Linked DNA regions of Homo sapiens: all the other regions are linked to region 5. A link is a contact called in ENCODE Hi-C or POLR2A ChIA-PET data. All regions are on one chromosome and are shown on one strand. Each heading gives the region's core, a stretch centred on a gene start or an enhancer-like site at or near the end of the contact. The rest is flanking DNA. Distances are from core to core; before and after follow the strand shown.

Region 1 (2,700 bases), core at 137-2,636, 450 kb after region 5:
CCCCAGAATGTCCTCATCCCAATCTCCCTAGATCTGTGACAAGCAGGCATTAACTCACAAAAATATCCCTGGAATCGAGGTTGCTGCCGGAAGCCTCTGTAGGTATCTAGTCTCAGAATCATCACTTTGAATATTTAAGCTATCAGTGACAACTTCCACCAGATGGCGCCAAAGTACATCTGGGACCAGAAGGGATTTGGATCCTGTAGCCAGACCCACAACTCTACCAAACCAACATCGCAGGCCCAGGGGTCATTTCATTAACCTCTCAATAACATCGCTCTGAATTTTAATTTAATTTTTTAGTTTCCACTTACTGCTTTATGACAGCGGTTTTAGTGTGCATGGATAGGGCTAAATCATGTAAATAATAGAGAAAGATACAAAACAAAAATGCGTTTTTTTTTTTTTTTTTTGGAGACAGGGTCTTGCTCTATCACCCAGGCTGGAGTGCAGTGGCACGACCACGGCCCACTGCAGCCTTGACCTCCTGGGCTCAAGCAATCTTCCTGCCTCTGCCTCCTAAGTAGTTGGGACTACAAGCGTGTGCTACGATGCCTAGTTAACTTTTTATTTTTTGTAGAGATGGGGTCTTGCTCTGCTGCCCAGGCTGGTCTCAAACTCTTGGGCTCAAGCGATCCTCTCGTTTAGGCCTCCCCAAATGCTGGAATTACAGGCGTGAGCCACCTTTCCTCGCCATAAATGCTTCCATTTCCGCCTCGACAACTACTCCACCTGAAGCTGTTCATTTCTTCTTGCATTCCTTCCAGAAAAAAGTTATACACATGCCTGAATATAAGCACCTACTTTATATATTTCTCCCTCTTGTTTTTGCATATGCATAGTTTACCTAAAAGTGACTTGCCCGCTGTTTTGGACTACGCTTTGATCTTAACTAATATCTTGGAGATATTTCCTTACCCAAATATATTGCACTATCTCACATTACTCAAATCAATCAAATTCCATAATTTATTTCGATTGTGTCTAGCATTTCGCTATGATTAGAAAGAATGCTGTCATGGAACTTTTTGACAAACATTGTTGAGAATATCCATAGGGCAAACTCCGTACAGAGAGCTTGTTGGAATGAAGGGTACCAGCATTTTCCGTTTGATGGATAGTACCAAATTGCCCTCCAGGAATGTTATACGCTCACCAGAACTGATTATAATAAAACGTCTACATATTTGTTAGTTTTATAAGCAACGCGTGGTGTCTCGTTTGGGTTTAAGGATTCTTTAATTATGAATGAGGCTGTCTGAGCATTTCACTGCGGAGCCTGAGCGCGCCTGCCTGGGAAAACACTGCAGCGGTGCTCGGACTCCTCCTGTCCAGCAGGAGGCGCGGCCCGGCAGCTCCCGCATGCGCAGTGCGCTCGGTGTCAGACGGCCCGGATCCCGGTTACCGGCCCCTCGCTCGCTGCTCGCCAGCCCAGACTCGGCCCTGGCAGTGGCGGCTGGCGATTCGGACCGATCCGACCTGGGCGGAGGTGGCCCGCGCCCCGCGGCATGAGCCGGTGACCAAGCTCGGGGCCGAGCGGGAGGCAGCCGTGGCCGAGGTAAGCGCGGCTCTCCAGGGCGGCGGCCGGGCGGGCGCTGAAGCGAGGGCTCGGGCCTCCGGGGGCCGCTGCTGGGTCGGGACAAGGGCCGAGGGAGCGCGGCCGCGCGGAGGCTCCGTGGAGGCCCGTGGGCTGCGAGAGGCCACCCCCAGCCCCGCCGGGGCTGTGACAATGACTGCCCGCTTTTGGAGCGCTCCGATTTCCACTCCTGCTTCTCCTTCTCCTCCGGCGGCGGCCGCGCTTTCAGCATCTTGGTACCCACCTGTTCTCCTAGCCAACCTTCGCCCCCAGTCCGCTCCTTCCTTTCCTCCTGCGACCCGCCCTCCGCCCTCCGCCGTGACCCCTCCCTTCCTGCTGCCACCTTCCCGCCAGCCACAGGGATCTGATTCCTCCCAGGGGGATGTCCTGCGCCTCAGGGTCCGGTGGTGGCCTGCGGCATCCCTTGCGGTGCCAGAAGCCGTGGGACGAGGTAGGGAAGGGGCCAGGGGCATGTTATGCCGGGGACTGGGTGGTCGGGGGCGTGTTAGGCCGGGGACTGGGTGACCGGGAACTAGATGGCCGGGGGCGTGTTAGGCCGGGGACTGGGTGGCCGGGGTCATGTTGGGCCAGGCACTAGGTGGCTGGGGGCGTGTTAGGCAGGGGACTGGGTGGCCGGGGGCCTGTCAGGACGGGGCAGGAGTATGTTAGACTGCGGACTAGATTGCTGGTGGCATGTTAGGCCAGGGACTAGGTGGCCCGGGGGTGTGTCGGGCCGGGGCCAGGGGCATGTTAGTCTCGGGACTAGGTGGCCAGAAGCACACTGGCTCTGGGCTTCAACTTGAAGTCCAGAGGTGTTTGGGGCTTTGTTACATTCGGTGGGAACCAGATCTAAACACACAATTTTGAGAATCAAAGAATTGCTTGGTGTTACTGATTGGGCAATGCTAATCTAGAAAGGTTCTTGACTTATTTATGTGAAGATATGGTCTTGAAATATGTACATTTAAATTCTTGTAAGTCTTAACTTCTTGTAAGTCAGGTAAGTGCTCTATGTACTTTAACTGGACTTAGTTTGTAACTTTCAGAACTCAAAGGCTATTCACTGTAATAAAATAGATGATTCAGTTTCCATCATTCACTTTCCCCGACTTCCTGGTTGC
Region 2 (2,837 bases), core at 281-2,780, 300 kb after region 5:
CAGAGCATGGCCATACTAAGCACTTAGCATGTTATTATTGCCCTTCTGGTGGCAGCTTAAATATCCAGGCTCTGAGCAGCCTTTCCTGGTCCCGTGCTCTAAGCATCTCACCACCTGCATCCCCAGCTCATCGCCCTACTTTATTTCACCACAAAACATGTTCTTCTTCGTGTGTGTATCATCTGTCTCTCCCCACAACACCCCACTCCCATTAGAATGTAACTTTCATGAGGGCCAGGACTGTACCTTTCTTGTTGGCTTCCATGCCTTTCCTGAGCAGGAAAGTAACTTCTCAGTAAATCTGTGTTGAGTGGATACGGAAAGGACGGAGGCCAAATCCCACTGACCCCCTCCTTTTTGGGTGGCCCTGTGAGCCCTGCTGGGTGCCTGTCAGTGCCCCACATCTCAAGCCCACTTGGCCATGGCCAGGCTCACAGTTTCCTCTTGGGAGTCCCAGGACATAGGGCAGGGACTGCCCTGTGGACCTGCTCTTAGAGACCTTGGGAACACTGGTGAGATTTAGCTCAGGGTACTCACCCTCAGCAGGGGGCTGTCAGAGCATGGACTCTGGAGTCAGCCCATCTGTTTCCATCAGATACTAGTGGACCAGTTACTTATCCCCTCTGTGCCTGGTTTTCCCATATGTAAAAATGAGAGAATACCAATTACCTCATAGGGCTGCTGCTGTGAAGATTAAACAGGATAATATACGTAAAACAGAGCTCATGGTTGGCTTGGAGTAAAGCTCTCCAGATGGTAGCTATTATTGTTGTTGTTGTTGTTAGTGCCATATCCAAGTGTCACTCTTCAGAGCATGAATGGGGGTGCCCGAGGGACTTGGGTGGGGGAGTGAGGAGACAAACATAAAGAAGACATCTAGGGAAGGGAAGAACCGGAATGGAATAATCGAGATGTGTTTGCATTCGTGCGTGTGTGTGTGTGTGTGTGTGTGTGTGTGTGTGTGTGTGTGCGCGCGCGCGCCTGCGGAGGGGGGTGGCAAGGATCCAGAAGGGGAGCCCACCCCTTCTTCCGAGCTCAGCTCTGGGGAGCCGGGCGCTCAGGCTCGCCAGGCTGCAAAGAGAGCTGAGAGCTGCCTCGCGCCCCGCGCAGAACCGGCGGTGGAATAACCAGCGCCTCAAGTGTGTGCATCTGGGACCAGGGGGCGGGGGAGGGGGACCTGCGGCCCCGCGGCCAACCCGGTTGGTGCAGACTTGGGGATCCCAGAAGGGACAGTGCCCGCCCAGTCGCGGCGATTGAGGGTCCCTGTCCGGGCGCAGCTCGGGCCAGCCGCGTGCTCCGGGGCCGCGGCTTCTCCCGGAACCCCCGCGGGCGGGGCCTGCCTTCCGGAGCCGGTTGGCGGGGGGCGGGCGGCGCCGGGGAAGGGGCCGTTACTTTCCCAGAGCGGCGGGGCGACGTCAGGCGGAAGGGCGCGGGGCGCGCACGCTTTAAATGGCATTCGCTGTCATCCGAGCTCAGAGCCGTGTGGGCAGCCGCGGGCTATATAAGCCGCGAGCCTGGCCGCCGCGGGGCAGACGGCGACAGCAGCGGCGGCGAGCGCCTCGGAGCGCGGCGGAACAGCGCCCCCCGAGCCCCGTGCCCCCCGACGGGTCCGCCCGCCCGCCCGCCCTCCCGAGGAGCGCCGGCCCGGGCCCGCGAGGGCCGCCGCCACCCCGCAGCAGATTTGGATCCCCCGCCCGGCGAGCCCCCGGCTGCTGCCTCCCGGGGGGCCCCGGCGCAGCGGCCGCCCTCGGAGAGCCCCGGCGCCCCGCCGCCCGGCCCCGCAGACGCCGGAGGCGCCATGGCCGCCAAGCCCGGCGAGCTGATGGGCATCTGCTCCAGTTACCAGGCGGTGATGCCGCACTTCGTGTGCCTGGCCGACGAGTTCCCGCAGCCCGTGCGGCCCGCCAAGCTGCCCAAGGGCCGGGGCCGGCTGCGGCGGCCGCGCCAGTCTCGCTTCAAGACGCAGCCGGTGACCTTCGACGAGATCCAGGAGGTGGAGGAGGAGGGGGTGTCCCCCATGGAGGAGGAGAAGGCCAAGAAGTCGTTCCTGCAGAGCCTGGAGTGCCTGCGCCGCAGCACGCAGAGCCTGTCGCTGCAGCGGGAGCAGCTCAGCAGCTGCAAACTGAGGAACAGCCTGGACTCCAGCGACTCCGACTCGGCCCTGTAAGGGGCGCCGCCCGCGGGGGGGACGCGCGCGTCCGCGGTCCGCGCGGGGACCGGCGTGTGAACCCCGAGAGTGCCCGCGCCCTGCTCCCGGGGGACCCGCAAGGACCCGGGACCGCCGCTCCTCGCGCGCTCGGACTCCCGCCCCGCTGCGAACCGGTCGGTGCGCCCCTCGCCGCGCTCGCCCTGGCCCGGGAGCGCCGGGAGCGGGGCCGCTTTCCTCGTCCTTGTAAATGTTTATTTTTTAACTCTTCCCAGTGCGAACTCTGCTGTGAGTGTGTGCGGGGAGGCGCGCCCGCGCTGAGTCGGCGGCGGGTAGCCACTCCATGCCCTTGTCCGATGGTTTGCAACTCCGATTTTGCACACCGCTCCACCGTGCCCCCCAGCGCACACCCATTCACACTCACGCCAACACTCTCGCTGAACACTTTTATAATTGTTAGGCGTGGCCGTTGGGACTTTGGGCGCAGCGCGGCTGCTACTGCGTCTGGAGGATTGATATTTATTTTTGCATTGCGATGGCTGAAGGCATTTATTTAACGATCTTTTTACCTGGATATGTCTGTGAGGCTCCTGAAAGGAGACAAATAAAGTCAATATATTTGCACAGTGCAGTTTTCCAGGCTCTTGACTTTTTGCACCTTCGGGGTCCAGGCTCCCAAGACTCGGGGAGG
Region 3 (2,700 bases), core at 84-2,583, 420 kb after region 5:
TGGTGGTGCGTGCCTGTAGTCCCAGCTACTGGGGAGGCTGAGACAAAAGAATTGCTTGAACCCGGGAGGCGGAGGTTGCAGTGAGCAGAGATTGTGCCACTGCACTCCAGCCTGGATGACAGAGCGAGACTCCGTCTCAAAAAAACAAAAAAACATAAAAACCTTTTTTTGGTAGAGACACGGTCTCTCTATGTTGCCCAGGCTGGTTTCAAACTCCTGGGTTCAAGGGATGCTCCCACCTTGTCCTCTCAAAGTGTTGGCATTACAGGCGTGGGCCGCCACACCTAGCCAGAGTTCAACAAATATTGCAGGCACGTGTGGGAGACCAGGACATGCCTCCCCAAAACATGAAGGATTGTGCTAAAGACAAGCAGCAGCACATTCAGGAAAGCTCTCTACCCTGGCCCTATTTGCCTAAAAGTAGGACACAGGTTTACAAAGACAAAAGGTATCCTGTCCCTCTGTCTACCTAGGAGAACAAAGACAACTTTAGACCCCTATGGCCTGGAGATGGTACCAGAGGAATTTACATTAACAAGCTTGACTAACTGGCCTTTGTCTTTTTTTTTTTTTTTTTTTTTTGCCTTCTCACAAGTTGCCTCCTGGAGAGACTCAAAGCCCTATTTCTTTGTCTTGTAACTTAAAAAAATTACTGTTCTTTGTTGAAGATGCTATAAAAACTGGAATTCAAAGTCACCTCTTCCAGAACGACTCATTCCCTCCAGATTTCTCATGTATAAATGAAATACACATGTCAGTAAATTTCTGTCTGTTTTTCTCTTGTTAATTTGTCTTTTGTAACAGGAGTCTCCCCCAACTAAGAACCTATGAGGGCTACAGAAAATCCCCTACAAATGAAAGGGGCAGAAATGACAAACTGCGATGAAAGGCCATAAGGATGCTCACACCCGAATCTAAAAAGCCCTTTGTGTGGGCCGCAGCCAAGCATACTTTGGCAAGAAATTTCTGTGGCTCTAACCTCCTTTGAAAACTGGAGAACCAAGGCCAGGAGGCAGAAGGAGGTGGCAGACCCGGCCCGGCGGCGGCCCAGCACGCGCAGGCCACCCAGAGTGGAGGTGGGAAACGGCATTACGCCCCTTTCCCTTTTCCTGGTCCCGCGGTGCTACCTCGTGTGCCACCCTTAAAGCGTAGTCCCCGCCGAGACCGCCCCCGCCTGAGTGGCAAGGGGACGAACTGCGCCCTGAACAGGCCTGGAAGCCCAACCCGGTGCGGACCGCCCTCAGTCTCCTAGTCCGGGCGCGCTGAGCGCAGGGGGGCGCTGTCCTCACCCACGCGTAAGTCGCCGCAGGGCGTTTCCGGGCGGAGAAAACCTACACGTGATGGGCGCCCACCGAGTGCCAGCACCGCCTCCTCCAGCTCCGCCAAGTAGGTGGGATCCACTACTTTGCAGAGGAGGAAGCCGTTCAGGCCTCCCTCTGTGCACTTTGCAAAAGCCTCTGCCCTTCCATCTCGAATCCCTTGGCGCCGATCACACTTCCTCTGCCTGGAAACCTGGAGCCGTCTCTCGCGAGACGTCCTCCGCCCTGTAGAAGGCCGTTTCGGTTCTTCGTGCGCGGTAGCCGCCCCACTTGCGGGATTCCAAGGCCTCATCGAGTGCGGGTATCTGGCTGTGGATTCGCCGCCGTCCTGCTGGACGCCTGGAGGCTCGAACCCCGCCGCCCCCCTACCCCAGGCTTTACTCCCACCCCGGCTTCCGCCCACTGTGCTGCCCTTCCTCGGACCTGGGCTGTCGGGAGAGCTGGAGGTGAGCGCTCTTGGGAGAGCCCAGCCAATTTAAAGAGTACCCCTGAGAAGACTTTGCGGAGGAAAATTTAACTGCGGGTACCCGCTGAGTTTATGGTGCGCCCAGTGTTACCAGAGCTTGTGTTGTGCATCAGGACTGGGAAAATTGGCAAGGAGTTACGCTATAATGACTCATATTTTATTGAACTTTGGTCATCAGCCAGGATTTGTTCTAAGTACTTTATTGTCACTAACATATATATTTATGTCTTCACGGCCACCCCGAGGTGGTTACTGTTATATCCACTGTGCAGATGAGGAAACTAAACTGGCTTAGAGAAGTGAAGGAGTTCACACCCGCGGGCAGGAGTAGACCACCCTCTCCTTGGTGTCCACACCTCGTTTCTTCAGGACTGAAGAGGCAGGCCCTGGAGCTCTGCCTGGGTTGCCTGCACTTGTGGAGGTTCCCATTCCTCCCTTCCCTCAGTTCCTACCCGCCATCTGCCTCAGAACACCACATAATCTCATCCTACCCTTTACACCACAAGACCCCCAGGACTCCCAGGCAATACTCTGCTTTAACTCAGGAAATTTTAACCTGGCATTTGGTAATTGAGGTGAGCAAGGGTGGAAAAAGAATGTTGATGACCCCTTAGGCTGGAGAGTGAAAAACTTTTGCAGAAGTAGAACACGCTAAAGCAGCAATACATTAAAGTCACGTCAATGTGGCAAGTGCAGTCCCTGGCACGTACTAGGTCCTTAACAGATTTTTCTTGTTGAAGTCGTTGCACATATGGTTACAGCTAAGGGACACAGGAAGTGATGAGTGCATAAACCTAAAGGAAGGGGCAGATAAGAGAAAGGGGACTCCCATGACTCCAACTCCTTTCTGATGCTTGGTGCTATGGAAATCCCTTGAGCAGGCCTGTGCGTTTTGTCTTTTTGCAGATGTTCACC
Region 4 (2,982 bases), core at 325-2,824, 390 kb after region 5:
CACTCCAGCCTGAGCCATAGAGTGAGACTCTGTGTAAAAAAAAAAAAAAAAAAAAAAAAGAAAGAAAGAAAAGAATAGTTGAAGTTCCGAGGGGGCTGGAGCAGTCAGGGAACTTTTCTGGAGAAGGGGAGAACTTCAGTGCCCTTTGAAAAACAGTCCCTGCAATGTAAGTGGTTTGAGCCAGACTGTTCCCCAGGGGGCAACCAGGTAGCAACCAACTGGGTAACTGGCCTTCGGCCCCCGCTGGAGGAAAGTGGGCAAGAGCCATTAGGACCCCGACATGGTGACCTTCCTCCTCCCCAGGATCCCCATTCCAGGTCACCTCATACAACCTAGAGACCAGGCCAGACCTAAAGGAATTGTTAGGGTCCTGTCACTGTGGCCCAGGAATCTGTGAAGAGAATACTCTGGGCCTGGATTCAGACAGGTCTGCAGTCAGGCCCAAGCAAGTAGCATGAACTTGGACAAGATTGAGGAACCTCGCTGGGCCTCAGTTTTGTTACCTATAAAATGGGGCCAAGGACACGTTCCTCATTGAATTGTTGGGAGGCCCGTTATATGGAACCCAGGGCCCAGTATTACAGATTCCCAGGTTCTATGCCAGGTGCTGTGGTGCACACCTGCAATCCCAGCACTTTAGGAGGCCAAGGTAGGTGGATCACTTGAGGCCAGGAGTTTGAGACCAGCCTGGCCAACATGGCAAAACCCTGTCTCTACAAAAAATACAAAAATTACCCATGTGTGGTGGTGCACACATGTAATCCCAGCTACTTGGGAGGCTGAGGCAGGAGCATCGCTTGAACCCTGGGGGCAAAGGATGCAGTGAGTCAAGATCGCCCCACTGCACTCCAGCCTGGGTGACAGAGCAAGACACCAGCTCAAAAAAAAAAAAAAAAAAAGATTCCCAGGTTCTGGCATGGACGGGCCAGGGTCTTGCCAGGTAGGTTCCTCTACCTCTCTCTGGACCACAGTTTCCTTGATGGGTTGGGGACCTTTTGCAGTCTCTTCCCACTGGCTGCACCTCTGTGCCTTCCAGGCTGCTGTCTCCAAAGTGAGTTTGTATGAGGCCAGTGACCACTTAGAAGCCCAGAGAACTGAAGTCAAGGGAGAAAAGGTTATGCAATCTGGAGGGATGGGGAGAGCTGAGGGCAGCTGGGTCAGTGTCCCTGGAAGAGGAATTCTCCTCCTTTCCCCATCTCCCACTGCCTACCTCCACCTTTCCCCAACCTTGGAACCTACAGGCCTTCTAAATTAGGCCATGCCAGATGTTGTACTTGGAATTTGTTTGCTTTTGGAGCAGAGATGCCAAAGGGGTGGTAGCAGGAACAGTCGTATTTGCCAATTCTGGATTCTAATCCTATCACTAGATTCTGGTTGTGACAGTGACCAAGGTACCCAACCTCTCTGAGCCCTGAGTCCTGTCTGTAAAACAGAAATACTAAGAGATCCCAAGAGCCACCAGCGGTTGCAGTGGGTCAGAAAAGAGATGCAATTGCCTGCTCCCAGCCTTTCTGAGGTCACGCACGCGCGGATGGCGCACTGGCTGCTCCTTGTCTGGCCTCTTCTATACTCCTCTCACCCGCTGCTTCTCTGAGTCTGCAGTGCTGGCTGGCCTGAGTTTTCTGCACTAGGCAAGAAAATAAGGGTTTAGCGACCCCTCTTGGCAAATCCGTGTTACAGCTGCTGTAGTCAGGGTGCCCGCAGCAGAGAGGCTCCCAGGCTGTGGAAGGTGAAGTTTTTCCACTGGGTAAATCTTCACTCTACTGTCAACATTCACAAGGTGCCTGCAACTGATTGATTTCTTCATTCTTGTCTTCAGTCATTGAAAGATTAGTTAGAAATGAATATTCAACAAATATTAACTAAAAACTCCCTGTGTGCCTTGGAACTATGGTAGAACGTGAATAGTGTACAGACCAGAAGGGGGCCCAGACCTTAGAAAATTGCATTATGGTATTCATCCATCCATGCATCCATCCATCCATCCATCCATCCATCCATCCATCCACTTGGTCATTCATTTATTCATTCACAGACATTATTGAGCTCTTCCATGGGCCAACCACCCTTCTTTGCGTTTGAGAAATATCAGTAAACAAAGCAATTGAAGACCTCTGCCCTCATGGAGTTTACCTTCTAGAGAAGGGGACTGAAAATAAACGATGCATGTAATAAATGAGTACATTATATAGTATGCTTGAAGGGGAAAAGTGCTATAAAAATGAAAGGTGGGATGGAGGAGGGGGAACTGCAGTGTGGTGAGCATGAGGAGCGGGTTGTAGAATTAAATAGGTGGTCATAGCAGGACTCTGGGAGAAGGTGAGCTTTGAGCAAAGCCTTGAAGGAGATGAGGGAGTGAGCCAAGCAGGTATCTGAGGACAGAGTAGCCCAGACGCTGGATTCATGTTAGAGCCAAGACTCTAAAGCACTGCCTACCTGTTGTGTTTTATACAGAGGGCATGAACAAAGTATGTGGGAACATAGGCATGGGTCCCTTTATCTGCCTGAGGAGTTAAGGAGGAAGGCTCCTTGGAGGAGGTGATAAAAGAGCTTAGACTTGAAGTATAAGCAGGAATGCGCAGAGTGGGCAAGCCTCTGACAGGGCTTTCCAGTGGAGAGGCAGCATGTGCAAAGGCCCGGGGGAACAAGAAATCCTGGTGTGCTGGGAGAGTTAAGGAGGCTCAATGATTTGGGTTGTTAGAGGGTAGAGTTAGAGGGTAGAGTGAGGGGGAGAGGAATGCAAAGGATGAGAGTAGGGAGCTAGATGTGACTGATTATTCCAAAGCTCTATTTGCCACACTGAAGAGCTTGCAAATGATGGCTACAGGGCTGAAATCAACGGGCAAAATGACTTTGCTTGGCTGGCCTTACTTTTTAAAAAATTTTGAATGCCTATTGGAGGAATAGGCAGGCTTCCATTAGCCTATGTCCTCCCCAACCTCTCCCTTTTCCTTAAGTCAGCATTGTACTTGTGTCGCCACT
Region 5 (2,819 bases), core at 298-2,797:
TTACAACCTGGTAGCTATTAAAAAAGAGAGGGGAAAAAAACAGAGCTTTGCCTAGCAAAATACTAACTAAAGAGTTAGGTGAGAATTAGAAATGTTCAGATGCTAAAGTAGTATAATAAACTAAAATTCCAAATATATATGAATATATAATTTTTTATATCTTGGTATATGGCATTTGTCTTAATTGTTTAGGAAACTACATATTGTACAGGAGTGAAGAAGTAAATGATGAAGTATTTTCTCATCATAGTTTACTAGATAAAAAATGTACTAATAAGCTAAATGTAATAGTAAGGGGCACATTTAAAATATAATTTCGTAGAGTCTTACTAAATACGTATCTTTCCAACAAGGCTTTAGGTTTTTGCATGTGTATTAGGATTTCTGAGTTTTGTGATTTGAAATTCATGATACATTTTGAGTGCCCTTTCAAATGGCAAATTGTTTCTGTGGAAAAATCAGACATTATGTACATTTCATTTTATATTTGGATGTGAGAAAAATAGCAGATAATTTGGGAGAATTCTAGTTGTTGCCTTAGTGTATGCATCAAATACTAAACAATTATTTTATCTCTCAGTTATACGTCTGGGCATGTTACAGTTTGTACTGTATGTACAAACAGGATATTGAACTTACATTGATGATACAGTGTTCTTTAAACGTGATTGTTAATCTTTACTGAAATTATGGGCAAACTATTTCAAAGAAATGCGTTTTTAAACTCTTATTTTTAATTAAAATGAGAAAAACCTTGAAGGAGTTCATTTATGAATAAAATATGTAATTGTGCAGTCTCCTGAAAGAATGAACTCTTAGTTTATTTTTCAAATTTTATTAAAATGTTTCTTTACTTGTTGCTTGTTGGCATTTTAAAATTAAAAAGTAATAAAGCAGCATTATTATATTTCTGATTATCTATCAAGAGAGTGAAAGGGAAACCAAAGTATATTGACACAACCCAGGTTTTCCCCTAAAAAAAACTAACTTCAAATTGAAAAAATATATTGCCCATATTTAATATTTCTTATTAGGACTTACTTGGAGTCGCATAATTTTTTTGAGACAATATATTGGAGGAAATTTGTCTTATAAAATGGAGAGATGTAGAACATTGTGGGCAGTTATAGGATAGTCTTTCTCTCTTGTTGCTTCCCAGAAGTTAGAAAACAGATTTTAAATTAATAGTGTTGAGTACACGAATCTCTGGAGTATAATAACTTAGAAAAATGTTGGAAAATGATAAAGTCGAAGGGGAAGATTAATTGAAGTTAAGTGTCCCCTTTTCAAATGGGAAGCATTTGACACTATGAGGAGTGCTCTAGAGATTAACAAATGTTTCTCTGTCAAGGATAATTTTCTGAGCAGTTGAGGTTGTTTGTGTGATAAGGGAAGGCGGCTAGATAGCGTAACTATAGGTGTTTGAGAAAATTTCCGAAGTTACTTTCAGATTGAAAGGGTGAAAGTAGGTGCAACAATTGGCCGTTGGGAGGGGAAAGGGTGCAGGGCTCGCCAGCCCGGCGCCACTACAGGGTTAACCGCGGCGGCGCCCGGTGCACACTGGGAGTTGTAGGCCGCGGGCATTGTGGGAGTTGTCGTAAAAGCCTGCTTTCTTGCCGTGATGGCCGCCGCCGAGGCAGGGAGTTGAGGGTTTCTGCCTTTCGGAGGGTTTGGGGGGCTGTCGGTCCCGTTAGAAGGCCACCAACAGCCCCCCAGGTTGCCAAGGGCCTGTTAGTTGTGTTCCTGGAAGGTGGGCAAGCAGCCTGATGGGTTAACATTGGGATTTGCCGTCGTTATAGCGGTCAAGGGGCCTGTAGCGGCTGCAGGGTCGGTGAGGGTTCCCAGCCGGCCGGACCTTGGTCGTCTGGCATTCTGCCTTTGAAATATCTGGGTGGCCGGCGCCTAGGCATATGGGGTTGTGCTTTCTGTGTTGTGGTTTGTAGCTTGCATCCTCCACTGTTCTTAGCGCATTTGGCTCTGTCCATATGGCTGTTGGTACTCATGGCCCTATTTGGGGTTGGACTGGGCTCTTTTTCTTGGGTCTGGTGGGATTTAAGCAAGAACTGGAATTTTGTAAGATGTACAGCAGTGTCCTGGGTGTTGTCTGTCTGGTGTGGGGTGTGAGCAGTTGCAGGAGTTATGAACGTGTCCATGATCGTGTGGTTGGCTTTCCCTTGCATGTGGTGAACTTTCCCCTCGTTTGCTAATGCTGAAAGGCAGTGTCAGGCAGTTCCTACTTGTGAAATGCCTTCTTATTAACTTGGATGTGTTCCTAAATCTTGGGAGCTTTGCAATTGCTTGTAGAAAGATATGTGTGCAAAACTGAATTTAAAACGAGCACCAGGGTTGCAGGTACCTTTAGTTCTAGGGAGCCAGCTCCCCCAGGCTTCCCTGGTGCTGTGAAGTTGTTTGAGTTTATTTATGGAAATTAGGTTTGCTTTGAGCTGTGTTACCTTACTCTTGGCTCAGAGTTTCTCTGCATGTTGGGACCCTGATCTTTGATATTGGGTACTGTTTCAACATTTGAGGCTAAATGAAGCACCGTGTACTGATGTGTAATGTCGTGTATCACAATCTCAGGATAACACTAGATAGCCAAGAATGGCAGTACCTGTTTTGTCTGTCTACACGAATTGGACCTCATTGTTTCTGCCACAATGTACTGCTCCATAAATTCCGCCTTATTTCCATGGTATTGTCTGTAAGTTTTGAAATCTAACTGGTCATGAAAAGCCATTTTTCAGGCAGTATTTAAAAGCTTTTTCCCACAAGTAGAACTGGTATCTAAAACATTTTTTCATTCAAGTTTGGTAAGGTGG

Evidence for each region. A loop is a pair of places that touch in the nucleus more often than their neighbours do. ChIA-PET counts read pairs that join two places held with the same protein, here RNA polymerase II (POLR2A). Pooled maps may share reads with other maps.
Region 1: a map of naive thymus-derived CD4-positive, alpha-beta T cell shows a loop between it and region 5 (5-fold over the local background). The contact joins the promoter of EXT2 here to the enhancer-like site in region 5. A Hi-C loop is called at or near these places in 1 of 168 maps with a recorded cell type or tissue (naive thymus-derived CD4-positive, alpha-beta T cell) and 6 of 50 pooled maps. POLR2A ChIA-PET finds 5 or more read pairs at or near these places in 1 of 52 experiments (T-cell).
Region 2: a loop to region 5 is called in a map of naive thymus-derived CD4-positive, alpha-beta T cell, with 5 times the contacts of the local background. The contact joins the promoter of C11orf96 here to the enhancer-like site in region 5. A Hi-C loop is called at or near these places in 1 of 168 maps with a recorded cell type or tissue (naive thymus-derived CD4-positive, alpha-beta T cell) and 8 of 50 pooled maps. POLR2A ChIA-PET finds 5 or more read pairs at or near these places in 1 of 52 experiments (activated naive CD8-positive, alpha-beta T cell).
Region 3: a map of CD8-positive, alpha-beta T cell shows a loop between it and region 5 (17-fold over the local background). The contact joins the promoter of ACCS here to the enhancer-like site in region 5. A Hi-C loop is called at or near these places in 3 of 168 maps with a recorded cell type or tissue (CD4-positive, alpha-beta T cell, CD8-positive, alpha-beta T cell and naive thymus-derived CD4-positive, alpha-beta T cell), 1 of 37 single-sample maps with no recorded cell type and 14 of 50 pooled maps.
Region 4: a loop to region 5 is called in a pooled map, with 3 times the contacts of the local background. The contact joins two enhancer-like sites. A Hi-C loop is called at or near these places in 9 of 50 pooled maps.

What each region holds. Positions count from the first base shown.
Region 1 is chr11:44,094,292-44,096,991 of GRCh38, forward strand. EXT2 (exostosin glycosyltransferase 2) reads left to right here and starts at 1,387. Exons shown (of 14, transcript NM_207122.2): 1 at 1,387-1,561. RefSeq lists a silencer at 1,254-1,873 and an enhancer at 2,294-2,343.
Region 2 is chr11:43,941,107-43,943,943 of GRCh38, forward strand. It overlaps C11orf96 (chromosome 11 open reading frame 96), which reads left to right and starts at 1,531. Exons shown (of 1, transcript NM_001145033.2): 1 at 1,531-2,772. The coding sequence starts at 1,799. The coding sequence ends at 2,167. It also overlaps a transcript of ACCSL not described here. RefSeq lists silencers at 1,119-1,248, 1,289-1,418 and an enhancer at 2,158-2,837.
Region 3 is chr11:44,064,937-44,067,636 of GRCh38, forward strand. It overlaps ACCS (1-aminocyclopropane-1-carboxylate synthase homolog (inactive)), which reads left to right and starts at 1,334. Exons shown (of 15, transcript NM_032592.4): 1 at 1,334-1,765; 2 at 2,692-2,700. The coding sequence starts at 2,692. RefSeq lists enhancers at 974-1,103, 1,204-1,293, 1,314-1,503.
Region 4 is chr11:44,035,902-44,038,883 of GRCh38, forward strand. It overlaps a transcript of ACCSL not described here. Among named protein-coding and RNA genes, the nearest start is that of ACCSL, 11 kb to the right of the region's middle. Within about 2 kb of position 1,575, at least 5 of the 41 ENCODE cell types and tissues checked have a DNase peak (open chromatin) inside an H3K27ac peak, as active enhancers do.
Region 5 is chr11:43,642,629-43,645,447 of GRCh38, forward strand. It overlaps a transcript of HSD17B12 not described here. Among named protein-coding and RNA genes, the nearest start is that of HSD17B12, 37 kb to the right of the region's middle. RefSeq lists an enhancer at 1,505-1,694. Within about 2 kb of position 1,548, at least 25 of the 41 ENCODE cell types and tissues checked have a DNase peak (open chromatin) inside an H3K27ac peak, as active enhancers do; they include CD8-positive, alpha-beta T cell, where a contact is called at or near this core.